Linked DNA regions of Homo sapiens: region 1 is linked to region 2. The links are chromatin contacts, found by Hi-C or POLR2A ChIA-PET in ENCODE. All regions are on one chromosome and are shown on one strand. The core of a region is the stretch at or near the end of the contact, and the rest is flanking DNA. Distances in the headings are between cores, read along the strand shown. Region 1 holds the start of CASP2 (caspase 2). Region 2 holds the start of MKRN1 (makorin ring finger protein 1).

Region 1 (7,668 bases), core at 517-3,016, 2.8 Mb after region 2:
GAGCCAAACTGGAACAGAGGCGAATGGCCTCAGAGGGGTCCATGGCCCAGGAAGGAAGCCCTGGAAGAGCTCCAATCAACCTTCGGCTTCGGGGACCACGGGCTGTGTCCACTGCTCCTGATCTGCAGAGCTTGGCGGCAGTCCCCACATTAGAGCCTCTGACTCCACCCCCTGCCTATGATGTCTGCTTTGGTCACCCTGATGATGATAGTGTTTTTTATGAGGACAACTGGGCACCCCCTTAAATGACTCTCCCAAGATTTCTCTTCTCTCCACACCAGACCTCGTTCATTTGACTAACATTTTCCAGCGCCTACTATGTGTCAGAAACAAGTGTTTCTGCCTGGACATCATAAATGGGGACTTGGACCCTGAGGAGAGTCAGGCCACGGTAAGCCCTTCCCAGCTGAGATATGGGTGGCATAATTTGAGTCTTCTGGCAACATTTGGTGACCTACCCCATATCCAATATTTCCAGCGTTAGATTGAGGATGAGGTAGGGAGGTGATCCAGAGAAGGCGGAGAAGGAAGAAGTAACCTCTGAGTGGCGGCTATTGCTTCTGTTCCAGGTGCTGTTCGAGCTGTTAGAACCCTTAGGCTTGACAGCTTTGTGAGTTATTATTGAAAAATGAGGATTCCAAGAGTCAGAGGAGTTTGATAATGTGCACGAGGGCACACTGCTAGTAAATAACATTAAAATAACTGGAATGAACTCCTGATCCCAAAGCCTATTGTGTTTTCAACACAAGGTAATAGGAAGCCAAGCAACTTGCATGTCTCCCAATCCCTGTCTAGGGACAGCTGCTGGTGCAGGATGGAAGACTTCCTATAAACAGAATGGGCGACCAATTGTGTCTACAGAGGGGGTGGGCTGAGCATGGGCACGCATGTCCCCAGCCTCCTGGACGAGCAAAGTCAGTCAAAGCGCTGGTGATCCCTGCTCCGCGTGCGTAGCAGTGTCTGTGCCTCTCCTGCCCAGGGGCTAGAGAGCAGTCTCCAGTGCAGGGTCCCCATCCTATCTGAAAACAGTGGAGTCAGTGACCCCAGGTGGAGGGACTTCCAGTTTTAACAATGGGTTGGTATGAAGGCCAGAAGGAGTGAAACATGTGAACTTTCTGGCGAGGAGACTCCCTCTTGAATCATCCATATGTAGCCCCGGGGTCACTTGCGAAGAGTCTCTAACAGCTTCTGCCTCACTCCTAAGCTCTGACCGCTAGGCTTTCACCCCAGCCGCCGGTCCTGATTCCTGAGATCCCAATATTGAGCACCAGGTTTCCTGGAATTGTGTGCTGCGGCTGTGATGTAGGTTTCGGTCGCTGGAAGCTGCTAAACCATAGCTGACGCCCCCTCCTAAGCCAGCCTTCCTTCCCCGCGCGGGCATCTGTCCAGGGCCTTGTCGCGCTCTCAGTCTCCTTCGCAGCCTGGCCCCAACCGTTCAACTTCAATAAAGCAAAACTCCAGCCACGCCCGTCTCCGTGAAGTTATCGCCATAGGCCGGCCAGGGGGCGCGAGAGGCACCGGGGTGATTTCCGCGGGAATCGATAACCAATCGGATTCCCAGGCCGAACGGAGCACACCCGCCCGCCCTCGCTCTTTCCCCGCCCTTTGCCCCGCCCCGCTCCTTCCCCTCCTTTTGTCTGTCCGCCGAGCACCCCACTTCACCCCATTGGACCGCGCGGCCGCCGCTAGAGCTCTGCGCCTGCGCACGCACCGGGCCGGGGACTGGGTGGCCTGGTGTGTGGGCGCGGCAGGGCGCAGGCGCAGGCGCAGTGTGCGTCCGCGTCTGAGGGGAGGGATGTGGGGGAAGCGACGGCCCCCGGTTTGTTTGGGCTGTGGGCGGTGCGCAGCGGAGAGCCCGGGAAAAGCGGGAAATGGCGGCGCCGAGCGCGGGGTCTTGGTCCACCTTCCAGCACAAGGAGCTGATGGCCGCTGACAGGGGACGCAGGTAAGTAGGGAACGGTCTTAGGGCTCCTTAGGGGAGCCCAGGGAAGGGGAGCGTGGCCCCCAGGCGTGCGGCCCTGCAGCCCCCTCCCCTCGGAGCCCCGGAAAGCAGCCGTGTCCGCGCTTCCTGCCAAGGGTGGGACGCCCGCCCGAGCCGCTCCGAGCCTGACTCCGCGCAAGGGCCCGCGGGCGGACCTCTTGGCCTTGTCTCTCGTGGGAAAAGACTGCCCCAGCCTCCCTTTGTTCAACCCACGAGGGTTCTAAAGGGGAGGTCTTTGCAGTCCTGCCCGCTCTTGGGTTCTCTTGAAGATTCTTCATCCTTTCCTCTGGCTCCCTTATGAGGGAAACTATAAAAAGACCATACTCTGTCTCCTTAAAAATCGACGAGACCTTCTGCAGACCTCGGTGCTCTGCCTGATGTGCATTTGATTTGTATCGATTGTATCATGATCTGCATGGCTTTGCATAGAATGACCAGATTTTCAAAGAAGTCAATACAGGGTTTGGAAATTGAGTACTTTTGGCAGAACAAGGGGGTTCCTGTGGCTCCGAGTGTCCATGCCTCTGCCCCGGTCATTCCATTTCATGGCAGTCATCACCCAGGAGAACATTGTAATGCCTCCTGCTCGAGACTGAAGATTAAGGTCTTCGCAAAGGGAACCTGCAGAAGGACACAGAATTAAGACGTAGGAACTCCGTGGTGCCCTTCGCCCCTCCTCCCCTTCCAGTTGTGTCCTGAAATTCTAAATGATTGGAAACTTTTATAATGTTCACGTTTAAGACTCTCATACTACAGAGTAGAGGAAGGAGCGGGTGTGCAGAGGGGGTGATGCTTCAGATTAAAACTAAAGAGTTGATTGAAAATTCAAGTCTGGAACTCGAGAGAGTTAAGAACTATAAGTCAGTAAGTTGCAAGTATGGGTGAGATTGTCTAGGGAAAGGCTCTTTGAAGGGGCGTCCCTAATGGAATATCAATATTAAGGGCAGGCCAAAGGCCCTCTAAAGAAAACAGGAACTGGGTAGGCAGAGAGAAGACTCCCAAAGAATGCTGTCATGGAAACCAGAGGAAGAGAACGATTTAAGGAGCGAATACTACTGGTAAACTAATGGAAGAAATCTGCTGCACCACTGGTTAGTATCCCAGCTGCAGTGTTATATGTGATCGTTATTACTGCTTTGACGTATTCGAAAGTGATTCATTCTTAAATAGGTTTTTTTATTTGTATAGCTCTTTTTCTTGTAGCCAGTTTTTCCTGAAAGTCTTGGGTAATGGAAATATTACAGTAAAAAGAAGAAAAAATGGAGTTTCAGACTCATTTTTCCAAACCTCAGATTCATTGGCTGCTTCCAACCCACTTCATCTGTTTTAGGATCCCACCTGCTATCTTAGTTCTCCCAGTTCTTCCAGGACCCAGCTCTTCCCTCTTCTAACTATAAATCTCTCACCCAATAGCATCTGCAAGCCAAGTGCATCCATTCCATAGATGTGTGGTATTTCACTGACTCTAAGATACACATTTTTTCCCTCCCTTTTTTTTTTTTTTTTTTTTTTTGGACGGAGTCTTTGCTGTGTCACCCAGGCTGGAGTGCAGTGGAATGATCTCAGCTCACTGCAACCTCCATCTCCAAGGTTCAAGCGATTCTCCTGTCTCAGCCTCCCGAGTAGCTAGGACTACAGGCATGCAGCACCACACTCGGCTAATTTTTTGTATTTTTAGTAGAGACAGGGTTTCACCATGTTGGCCAGGCTGGTCTTGAACTCCTGACCTCAGGTGATCTGCCCACCTTAGCCTCCCAAAGTGCAGGGATTACAGGCATGAGCCACCGTGCCCGGCCTCCCCTCATGTTTTAACACCTTAGAAATCAGAATGCATTTTAGAGTAGGTTTTTAAGTTATAAATGGAAGTTATTGTATTTTCACTGCTATCAGGTGCCACCCTTCCTGCTGTTACATATGTGGAAAATGTGACGGGGCAGGCTAGAGAACTCTGGATTTATGTAAACTAGGCATGTAGATGACATATTGGCAATAGGATTATTTTAGTTTATAAGCAGAAGCTGATCTCTTTGCAAGCCTGTAGCAAAATTAGCTGGAGGTGACAGCACATGCCTGTAGTCCCAACTACTTGGGAGGCTGAGGCAGGTGGATCGCTTGAGTCCAGGAGTTCTGGGCTATAGTGTGCTATGCCAGTCACGTGTCCACATTAAGTTCAGCATCAGTGTGGTGATGTCCTGGGAGTCAGGGTCCACCAGGTTGCCTAAGGAAGGGTGAACCCGCCCAGGTCAAAAATGGAGCAAGTCAAAACTCCTGTGCTGCTCTGTAATGGGATCATACCTGTGAATAGCCACTGCACTCCAGCCTGGGTGGCACAGTGAGACTCTTTTAAAGTAAATAGATAAATACCTATCCACTGTGACTTTCTGTCATACTTTCTGCTTATCCACATCTTAACAGGATTCGCCATTTTGTCACTGGAACTTAAAAGTTTTAAAAAACATGTAATTATATGTTTATATCACTAGTGAAAGAGAGTTAGTGTCTGCCTCATTTATTTTCTGTTAAAGCCATTGGCTTGAGTTTTTACCATAGTGTTTTAACCCTCATCTAAGATCATTATAAACTTACATCACTTTCACCAGCTTAGATAATGTGAGATGTTTTCTGAAATAATTCTCTTTATTAAAATTGGTCTATCAGAGAAGTATTCCTTCTCATAAATATGTGTACTTGGGGGTATTGTTTTGCTTAAGACAGATATTTCCCTCCTCTAGTCAGACCATTCATCTCAGATGATCTCAGCTGAACATAAACCATAAGGAATTAGACATTATTTTCTTATGATCAATGTGTTCCTGCTTAGTACATCTTTGCTTTAACCAGATTTAAGAAATATGCATAATCTTGGTTATTGTAAGTCTTATTCTTTTTGTTCTTCCTATTCATGCCTCTTCCACTCCACTCTTCTGTGTCAAATTGTGACTTGACAGCCTTTCCTTCTACCGTTTATCTGTAGGATATTGGGAGTGTGTGGCATGCATCCTCATCATCAGGAAACTCTAAAAAAGAACCGAGTGGTGCTAGCCAAACAGCTGTTGTTGAGCGAATTGTTAGAACATCTTCTGGAGAAGGACATCATCACCTTGGAAATGAGGGAGCTCATCCAGGTATCTGGAGGCAAAAGAGAGAAGATAAATTGATCATGGGGTGGGAATAGAGCATGACAAAATATGGAAAGGGTGTCGTATCTTTCTTCCTTTTTTTTTTTTTTTTTTTTGAGACAGAGTCTCTGTCTCCCAGGCTGGAGTACAATGGCGCGATCTTGGCTCACTGCAGCCTCTGCCTCCCAGGTTCAAGTGATTCTCCTGCCTCAGCCTCCCAAGTAGCTGGGACTACAGGCAGGTGCCACCATGCCTGGCTAATTTTTTGGATTTTTAGTAGAGACAGGGTTTCACTGTGTTAGCCAGGAGGGTGTCGATCTCCTGACCTCATGATCCACCTGCCTCGGCCTCCCAAAGTGCTGGGATTACAGGTGTGAGCCACCACACCCAGCTGGATGTTGTACCTTTCTAAAGAAATGGAAATGCCCTTCTACCGTAGAGCATTTGAGAGAAATGATATATAACTCAAGAATAACAGAAAGGACTTCACCCATACATACACTTTTCCTGTAAAAAGAATTCTTGGATGAGGACACTACTAGGAAGCTCATGTGGAGAAATAGAATTATAGCTAGAGAAGTAAATATGATTTCATGTTTTATTCTTGTGTCTTAGGCCAAAGTGGGCAGTTTCAGCCAGAATGTGGAACTCCTCAACTTGCTGCCTAAGAGGGGTCCCCAAGCTTTTGATGCCTTCTGTGAAGCACTGAGGGAGACCAAGCAAGGCCACCTGGAGGATATGTTGCTCACCACCCTTTCTGGGCTTCAGCATGTACTCCCACCGGTATGAAGCTTTAGTAATATGGGGTGTTGGGAAGGGTTAGTTTGACTGGAAAGGAATTTGTAAGTCAGAGTGAGGGAGACTAGATTTTGTTGTATTTGGACCGGACCACTTCCCTAAGGTCTGTCATCATGAGTTTTGATTTCTTACAGTTGAGCTGTGACTACGACTTGAGTCTCCCTTTTCCGGTGTGTGAGTCCTGTCCCCTTTACAAGAAGCTCCGCCTGTCGACAGGTGAGAATTGATGGACTAAAAGGGGTCCCAGGCCAGGTGCCACGGCTTACGCCTATAATCCCAGCACTTTGCGGGGCCAAGGCGGGTGGATCACCTGAGGTCAGGAGTTCGAGACCAGCCTGGCCAACATGGTGAAACCCCGTCTCTACTAAAAATATAAAAACTAGCTGGGCATGGTGGTGGGTGCCTGTAATCCCAGCTACTCGGGAAGCTGGGGCAGGAGAATTGCTAGAACCCAGGAGACGGAGGTTGCAGTGAGCCAACACGGTGCCACCGCACTCCAGCCTTGCCAACAGAGTGAGACTCAGTCTCAAAAAATAAAATAAAATAAAATAAAAAGGAGGGGGGTGTCCCAGATTGACTTCCCCTTTCTTGTCTGGTATCTGGCTTTGTCCTAACATGAGCCCTTTTTTTTGTTTTTTTTTTTTTTTGTTGTGTTTTTTTTCAGAAATAGGGTCTTGTTCTGTCACCCAGGCTGGAATGCAGTGACACCACCATAGCTCACTGCAGCGTTGAACTCCTGGGTTGAAGGGCTCCTCCTGCCTCAGCCTCCCAAGTACCTGGGATTACAGGTGCATGCCACCACACCTAGCTCATTTTTAAATTTTTTGTAGAGAAGGAGTCTCACTTTGTTACCCAGGCTGGTGTCAAACTTCTGGCCTCAAATGATCCTTCCGCCTTGGCCTCCCAAAGTGCTGGGATTATAGGCGTAAGCCACCATGCCCAGCTGAGACATAGTTTATATTGGGAACAGTTGTCAGTAAATTTGTTAAGGGCTAGTAGGACAGTTTATGCAGGAGTTTGTGGTTTTTTGTTTTTTTTTTTTCTTGTGATGGAGTCTTGCTCTGTCGTCCAGGCTGTAGTGCAATGGTGCAGTCTCGGCTCACTGCAAACTCTGCCTCCTGGGTTCAAGTGATTCTCCTGCCTCAGCCTCCTGAGTAGCTAGGATTACAGGTGCGTGCCACCATACCCAGCTAATTTTTTGTGTTTTTAGTAAGAGATGGGGTTTCACCATCTCCTGACCTCGTGATCTGCCTGCCTCGGCCTCCCAAAGTGTTGGGATTACAGGCATGAGTCACTGCGCCCGGCCCAGGCAAGGTGTTATTAATAGTTGGTCCATTTCCCTTCCACCCCAGATAACAGTTTTTGTGATAATTGGGCCTTTGAGTAGCATGTATGGGCAGGAAGTTCATGCTCAATTGGCCTCTAAAAAGCTGAATAAGAAAAGACTACATTTGGGGCCACCAGCCTGCTGATGGAGCATCCTAGTGATTGGAACGAGGCTTTTATCAGCTAGCCCATTCGGTCATTCAGCCAGTTGAGCATATGCTTCATGCAGGCTATGTGCAGAGAATCCTTTAGTGAGCTAAAACTAAGAGTCTCTGCCCTCATGAAGCTTACAGGTTTGGGTAGTGAGTGAGACCAATATTTATCACAACCCAGTTGCAAGAGATGTCTGAAGTTACAATGACATATTAAGATTGATGGTTAAGTTATATACTAGTTTTTTGGTTTTCTGTCTATACCACAGATACTGTGGAACACTCCCTAGAC
Region 2 (7,245 bases), core at 175-2,674:
TTCAAATTTCACCCTTAATACTACAAGTTCTAATTAGGAATCATTTTTACATACTTGCATATAAATTATACCACCCAGGTGAAAACCGGCATTTCAGTTGATTTATTCAACTGATAGAAAAAGAAAAGCTTACAGTCGCTACTGATCACTATTTAAAAACCGGAAAATAAAAAACGTACAATTAAATGCCCTCTTCTGCGTAGAGCTAGGTAGTTTTTTACAACCATACACATCCATACAACCGCCATCCCTTAATTTTTCTAATATTTTCGTCTCGCATATCAAACCAAAACCAAACCTCTCTCTCTTCCGGGAGCGAAGAGCCCTTTCACTCCCTTCGGAAGATGCGTAAATTTCAAAAGAGGAACATAGCGCTGGGGGAGGGTAATAATCTGCAGCTCAAAAAAACCGCGGGTGGAGAAGACGACCCCGGCCCCCGAACGCCTGCTTCTAAGACAAAGCTCAGCACCGCCAACCTCGACAAACATACAAAGAAGAAATACAAAAGCTTCTTCTCACAGTTGGGCGGAGGATGGGGGGCGGAGGGACGGAGGGACGTGAAAAGACGTTACAAACGGATGGCACGGAGAGAGGAGAGGGCCGGGAGCCAGGCAAGCTCGCTGGGGCCCTCGGCGGGGTGTCTAGGCCCGGAGAGGATCGCTGGGAGACCGGCCTCAAGTGACCACCTCCCGAGCCCCGGGAGCCGGAGGCAGCGGCGGGGGCATCCTTCCAGCGGCAGGGGAGGAGCCAGCCCACCTCTCCCCGATGCGCTCGCAGCCAGCTCAGGCAGCGCTCAGGGAAGTGTAAGCGGCGGTGCAGCCCCGCGGCTCCGCAGTAATCGCGCACCGCCAGGCCTCCGCGGACAGCGCTGAGGGCTCCGCGGCCCAGCGGGGGTTGACGCAGTGACTGGGGGAACGCGGCGGCAGCGGGGGCCGCGAGGGCTGCAGAGATCGAGACAACGCCGGTCCCCGCCCTCCCGCGCCTCTAGCCGCAGGCCGGCCGCCCTCCTCCCTCCCGCGCCGCAGGCTTGGCCCGCGGCCCCCTCCCCGCGCCCGGCGCTCCGCCGCGCAACGTCCTACCTGCAGGTGACCTGTTTAGTCCAGCCGCCGCCGCTGCCGTCGCTGCCGCCGCCCCCTCCGCCCGCCCCCAGGGACGGGGCGGTGACTGTGGGGATCGGGGTGGGGGAGGCTGCTGCCGCCGTCGCCGCTGCCGCTCCTGCTCCTGATGTTGTGGCTGTTGTTCCGGGAGTTGCAGCCTCCGCCATTACTGTTTATCCCACACAGCAAAGGCCCCGGAACTTCCGGGATCACATAGTTCCGGTCCGGCTGCGGGGAGAGGACGGCGAGGCCAGGCGAGGGGAGGGGAAGGACACTGAGGCACCCGTTCGGTCCCCGCCTGCTACGCGTCGCGTATCTGAGCGCTCTCGCCACTTCAACTGCGGGCCCAGAGCATGCGCGCCCGCGGCCCGCCCACGGCGCCGCTCATTGGTGGAGGGGACGTCTCCTCCGGAAAGGGGCGGGGCAAACGGGGGTCTGTACAGGTGTGTCCTAGGCTCGAAACCCCGGCGACGAAAGTCCATAGTTAGCGGCTTTCTTCCTAGCAGAGGCTGATATAGTGGAGCTGGGGCTGGGGACTAGGGACTTGCAGTCGGAAGACCTGGGTTTGAATCTGCACTTTCCCATTTCTCTAGTAATATTTGAGCTAGGTACTTGTTCTATCTGAGCCTCCGTTTCAGCCTCTCTCGAATAAGGATGACAGCAGACCCACATATGGTTGCTGTGAGGATTATATGATGTCCTTAGAAATCACTGAGCTTAGTGCCTGGTACATGGTAAACACTTAATAAAGGTTATCTCATTCCTGGTATCAGAGATGTGATCTTGGCCAAGTATTTTGGCTGAGCAATGCTCTAGAGGGCTGGTCCCCTTATCTCCAGGCTTCCCTTTCTAAGCCATGGGTCTTCTAGCAAATTATCCTACCTCTTGGTGCTCCTGCTTTCTCCTCTGTAAAAACGACAATAATAATAATAATAGGCCAGGCGCGGTGGCTCACGCCTGTAATCCCAGCACTTTGGGAGGCTGAGGTAGGCGAATCACCTGAGGTCATGAGTTCGAGATCAGCCTGGCCAACGTGGTGAAACCCCGTCTTTACTAAAAATACAAAAATTAGCCGGGTGTAGTGGCTAGTCCCAGTTACTCAGGAGGCTGAGGCAGGAGAATTCCTTGAACCCGGGAGGCGGAGGTTGCAGTGAGCCGAGATCGCGCCACTGCACTCCAGCTTGGGCGACAGAATGAAATTCCGTCTCAAAATAATAATAATAGTAATAGATAATAGTACCTACTTCAGAGATGGCTGTGAAAGTTAAATGAGAATCTGTTTAAAAACCTTTGTACTGGCCGGGCGCGGTGGCTCACGCCTGTAATCCCAGCACTTTGGGAGGCCGAGGGGGGCGGATCACCAGGTCAGGAGATTGAGACCATCCTGGCTAACACGGTGAAACCCCGTCTCTACTAAAAAATACAAAAAAATTAGCCGGTCATGATGGCGGGCGCCTGTAGTCCCAGCTACTCCGAGGCTGAGGCAGGAGAATGGAGTGAACCCGGGAGGCGAAGCTTGCAGTGAGCCGAGATCGCGCCACCGCACTCTAGCCACTGCACTGCAGCCTGGGCGACAAAGCTAGACTCCATCTCAAAAAAAAAAAACAAAAAGCAAAAAAAAAAAAAAAAAAACCCCTTTGCATTGTGCTTTTCACACTGCAGTGAATACATAATGAGTAACAAAATATGTCTGGAATATCCTAGCTTTTTTTTTAATGCGTCTTTAAAATTGTATGTATTTAAGGTGTAAAACATTGTTTTAATATACATGTACCTAGTGAAGTGATTACTACAGTCAAGCAGATTTAGCATATCACCTCACATGAATATTTTGTGTATGTGTTTGTGGTAAAAACCCAAGCTCTACTCTTAGCAATTTTCCAGTATACAATACAATATTATCTATTAACATTAATCATAGTCTTCCGCCGGGCACGGTGGCTCACACCTGTAATCCCAGCACTTTGGGGGCCGAGGCGGGCGGATCACAAGGTCAGGAGATCGAGACCATCCTAGCTAACACGGTGAAAGCCCGTCTCTACTCAAAAAACACAAAAAATTAGCTGGGCATAGTGGTGGGTGCCTGTTGTCCCAGCAACTCGGGAGGCTGAGGCAGGAGAATGGCGTGAACCCGGCAGGTGAGGCTTGCAGTGAGCTGAGATCACGCCACTGCCCTCCAGCCTGGGCAAGAGCGAGAGTCCGTCTCAAAAAAAAAAAAAAATCATAGTCTTCATGTGGTACATTAGATCTCTAGACTTATTCATCCTACACAGCTGCAACTTTGTCCCCTTTGACCTGATGTCCCCATTCCCCACTCCACTCCTGGTAAACCACTGTTCTACTCTGTTGCTATGTATTCAACTTTTTCACATCTTCACGTATAAGTGAGATAATGTAGTATTGTTCTTTGTGTCTGGCTTATTTCATTTAGCATAATGTCCTGCAGGTTTATCCATATTGTGGCAAATAAAGGCTACCACACAGGTAGTAACCTTTAGAGACACAATAGGTGGTAAATGTTTCTTTCAGACTTTTCAAGTTGTCAGACTCTCAGTTAATCTCTCTCAGGTCTGGGGAAGGGAGAGCCCGAAAGAAGGCTCTTGTAAATAGAGCCTTCTATTTTAAGGCTGAGAAATAAGGAATATCCTAGCTTCTGAGGATTACTTTTTTTTTTTTTTTTGAGACCGTCTTGCTCTGTCACCAGGCTGGAGTGCAATGGCGCGATCTCGGCTCACTGCAACCTCTGCCTCCCGGGTTTAAGCAATTCTCCTGCCTCAGCCTCCCAAGTAGCTGGGACTACAGACGTGCGCCACCATACCCAGCTAATTTTTGTATTTTTAGTAGAGACAGGCTTTCACCATGTTGGCCAGGCTGGTCTCAATCTCTTGACTTCGTGATCCGCCCGCCTAGGCCTCTCAAAGTGCTAGGATTACAGGTGTGAGCCACCACGCCCGGCCTGGATTACTTCTAAAACTATGAAAAGTAAAGTGTAGTTAATTTTTAATTTTGTTTAGGGATGAGGTCTCACTATATTGGCCAGGCTGGTCTCCAGCACCTGGGCTCAAGTGATGCTCCTGTCTTGGCCTCCCTAAGTGCTGGGATTATAGGCATAAACTACCATGCCGGGCCTCAGAGTGTATTTAATTATTTTTCCCCATAAGGCCTACTGTCCACTCAGATGCAACATATTAAACTCTGAGTTTCCATAGGCAGTTTTTCATAAGCCCTTAAGTTCGACTTTTCTGTAGTCTCTACGTTGAAAGTGAAAATCAGCCTATTAATCATCAGACCCCGATGTGCCCAACACAGGCAAACAAGGAAGGTGGCAAAAACAACAGAAAAGAATGCATCTCCTAAGGCCACACCACAGCAAGATAACTAACAATCCCCTCGAAGGAAACCAAAATATTTCACTTCACCTCAAAATATACACTTCTGGCCAGGCGTGGTGGCTGACGCCTGTAATCCCAGCACTTTGGGAGGCAGAGTTGGGCGGATTGCATGAGGTCAGGAGTTCGAGACCAGCCTAGGCAACATAGAAAAACCCCCGTGTCTACTAAAAATACAAAAATTAGCTGGGCTTGGTGGCGTGTGTCTGTAATCCCAGCCTGGCCAATATAGTGAGACCTTATCTCTAAACAAAATTAAAAATTAACTACACTTTACTTTTCATAGTTTTAGAAGTAATCCAGGCCGGGTGTGGTGGCTCACACCTGTAATCCCAGCACTTTGAGAGGCCTAGGCGGGCGGATCACGAAGTCAAGAGATCGAGACCAGCCTGGCCAACATGGTGAAAACCTGTCTCTACTAAAAATTCAAAAATTAGCTGGGTGTGGTGGCGCACGTCTGTAGTCCCAGCTACTTGGGAGGCTGAGGTAGGAGAATCTCTTGAACCCGGGAGGTGGAGGTTGCAGTGAGCCAAGATCAAGCCACTGCACTCCAACCTGGACACCAGAGTGAGACTCTGTCTCAAAAATAAATAAATTAATTAATTAAACTTCTTTGACGTATTTTAAGATACCACTTCATAATAAAAAAGAAAAAAAACAAATAAGATACCTCTTTGGAAGGGTTGGAAATACAAGAATAGAAGGAAAGCTGTCTTTTGTGGGAAAGATTTGCATCTGCAGAGAAAATCTACACTGAGGCAGCCCGGCTTTCTTTGGAGCCCTCCCTTCCCCAGATCTAGGAAACATTAGCTGAGAGTCTGACAACGTTTGAAGCCTGAAGGAAACATTTACTACCTATTGTGTCTCTGAAGGCTGCTACCTGCATGGTTTCAATGACCTAACAAGACCACTGTGGCTAGCCAGGCTTCTGCTTCTCTCCATCCCATAACTGCTGGCCACCATATGATTTACCCTTATATCCTGTTTTGGGATATGTTCCCCATTCTTTCAGTAACCTCAAGATGGAATATGAGCTTGCCCTCCCCGTTGAGGGGTTGGGATCATCACTCTCTTGTTCTCCCTGTGCACATTAATAAATGTGTATGCCTTTTCATCAATAATCTGCCAGGGTTTTTGTTTGTTTCTTTGTTTGTTTTGTTTGTTTTGAGACAGGGTCTCGCTCTGTTGTGTAGGATTAAGTGCAGTGGTGCAATCTCAGCTCACTGCAATCCCCACCTCTCGGGCTCATGCGATCCTCCTTCCTCAGTCTTCCATGTAGCTGAGACCACAGGCACACACCCTTACGTCCAGCCAATTATTGTATTTTTGGTAGAGACAGGGTTTCGCCATGATGTCCTAGCTGGTCTCGAACTCCTGGGCTCAAGCAATCCTCTTGTCTTGGCCTCCCAAAGTGCTAGGATTACAGGCTCTTGGAGGACTGGGATCTTTGCAGAGATGTATCCCAAGTACCTAGAATAGTGTCTGGCATATAGTAGGTGCTCAATCTCTGACGTTATCAAAATTACCCAGCAATACTATGCCTTGGCTCACCATCCATACCAAACAAAAATAACAACATGTTGTATTAAAAGGAAACAAAAGCCATCTCTCCTTTAGTGTGCTGGGGTAAACATGCAGCAAAAGGGCAATTCGTTCATTTCTTTCCTACCAAACTATTTATTAGGGACCCTACTGTGCCAGCACTACACAGCCAGGTGATTTTTGTTGCTATTGTTGTTGTGTATGTGTATGTGTTTGTGGGATGGAATCTCGCTCTGTCGCCCAGACTGGGGTGCAGGTGCGATCTCGGCTCACTGCAATCTTTGCCTCCTGGGTTCAAGTGGTTCTTCTGCCTCAGCCTCCCGAGTAGCTGGGACTACAGGCGCCCACCACCATGCCCAGCTAATTTTTGTATTTTTAGTAGAGATGGGGTTTCACCACGTTGGCAAAGATGGTCTCGAACTCCTGACCTCAAGTGATTGGTCCACCTCAGCCTCCCAAAGTGCTGGGATTACAGGCATGGGCCCTGCCCATGTTTTTGTTTGTTTTTTTAATAGAAATCAGGCTGGTCTTATCTCCCCTTCCCTCCCCAGGCCTTGGCCTCCCAAGGTGCTGGGATTATAGCCTTGAGCCACCATGCCTGGCCCAGGTTCTTAATTGTAGGCAGAGTAAAGGCTTGGTGTGACGTGAGGGTACCCAGAACTTTCTCCAATTACTAATGCCTTCTCAGATGCCAGAGTCCAGAGGGGGGTGCCTGTATGCTGGGAAGGACTCCAGTAGGAGCAGAAGATCTTTGCCTCATCCATCTCTACTGACTGGGGTTAAGGCCAGTGAAGGAACACAGGAAACTTCACCCCAAAATGTGACTCCCTGGTATAATGAGTGTTTTGAATAAAATGCCCTAGAGATCAACAGGGTTAGAAGAGGCTTCCTCAATCTACATAAAGACCCAAGGACCCTCCAAGAACAATTGTTCTTCCTCCCCCTGTCTATTATCTTATGATCTTTTGCAGGAAGGAAGACCAAGAATGTAATCACATCAGAACAAATTCTTTTACAAGACAATGTGTGTCTTTCAGGCTCATTCAGTTTCCAAAGAGAACCATTTACAAGTTAGTCTCTGTTCCCTTATCCGTTCATTCTGCCTTGTAATCATTTATTGCCCCTTAACAGAACTACTGTTTTTCTGATCTCTCCCTCCCCTCTGAAATAAGGCTATACAACTATCTGGGCCCCACTGGGATATTGGGTAATTACTG

What was found. Hi-C counts contacts between places; a loop is a spot of excess contacts on that map. ChIA-PET counts read pairs that join two places held with the same protein, here RNA polymerase II (POLR2A). Pooled maps may share reads with other maps.
Region 1: a loop to region 2 is called in a pooled map, with 25 times the contacts of the local background. The contact joins the promoter of CASP2 here to the promoter of MKRN1 in region 2. A Hi-C loop is called at or near these places in 6 of 50 pooled maps. POLR2A ChIA-PET finds 5 or more read pairs at or near these places in 2 of 52 experiments (GM10248 and WTC11).

What each region holds. Positions count from the first base shown.
Region 1 is chr7:143,286,585-143,294,252 of GRCh38, forward strand. CASP2 (caspase 2) reads left to right here and starts at 1,767. Exons shown (of 11, transcript NM_032982.4): 1 at 1,767-1,945; 2 at 4,956-5,106; 3 at 5,716-5,883; 4 at 6,033-6,114; 5 at 7,646-7,668. The coding sequence starts at 1,872. It overlaps TMEM139 (transmembrane protein 139), which reads left to right. Exons shown (of 3, transcript NM_001282876.2): 3 at 1-1,464. The coding sequence ends at 245. It also overlaps the pseudogene RN7SL535P. RefSeq lists a silencer at 1,394-2,143.
Region 2 is chr7:140,478,081-140,485,325 of GRCh38, forward strand. It overlaps MKRN1 (makorin ring finger protein 1), which reads right to left and starts at 1,425. Exons shown (of 8, transcript NM_013446.4): 1 at 1,080-1,425. The coding sequence starts at 1,264. RefSeq lists silencers at 656-735, 1,016-1,155, 1,446-1,555 and enhancers at 691-1,531, 1,862-2,772.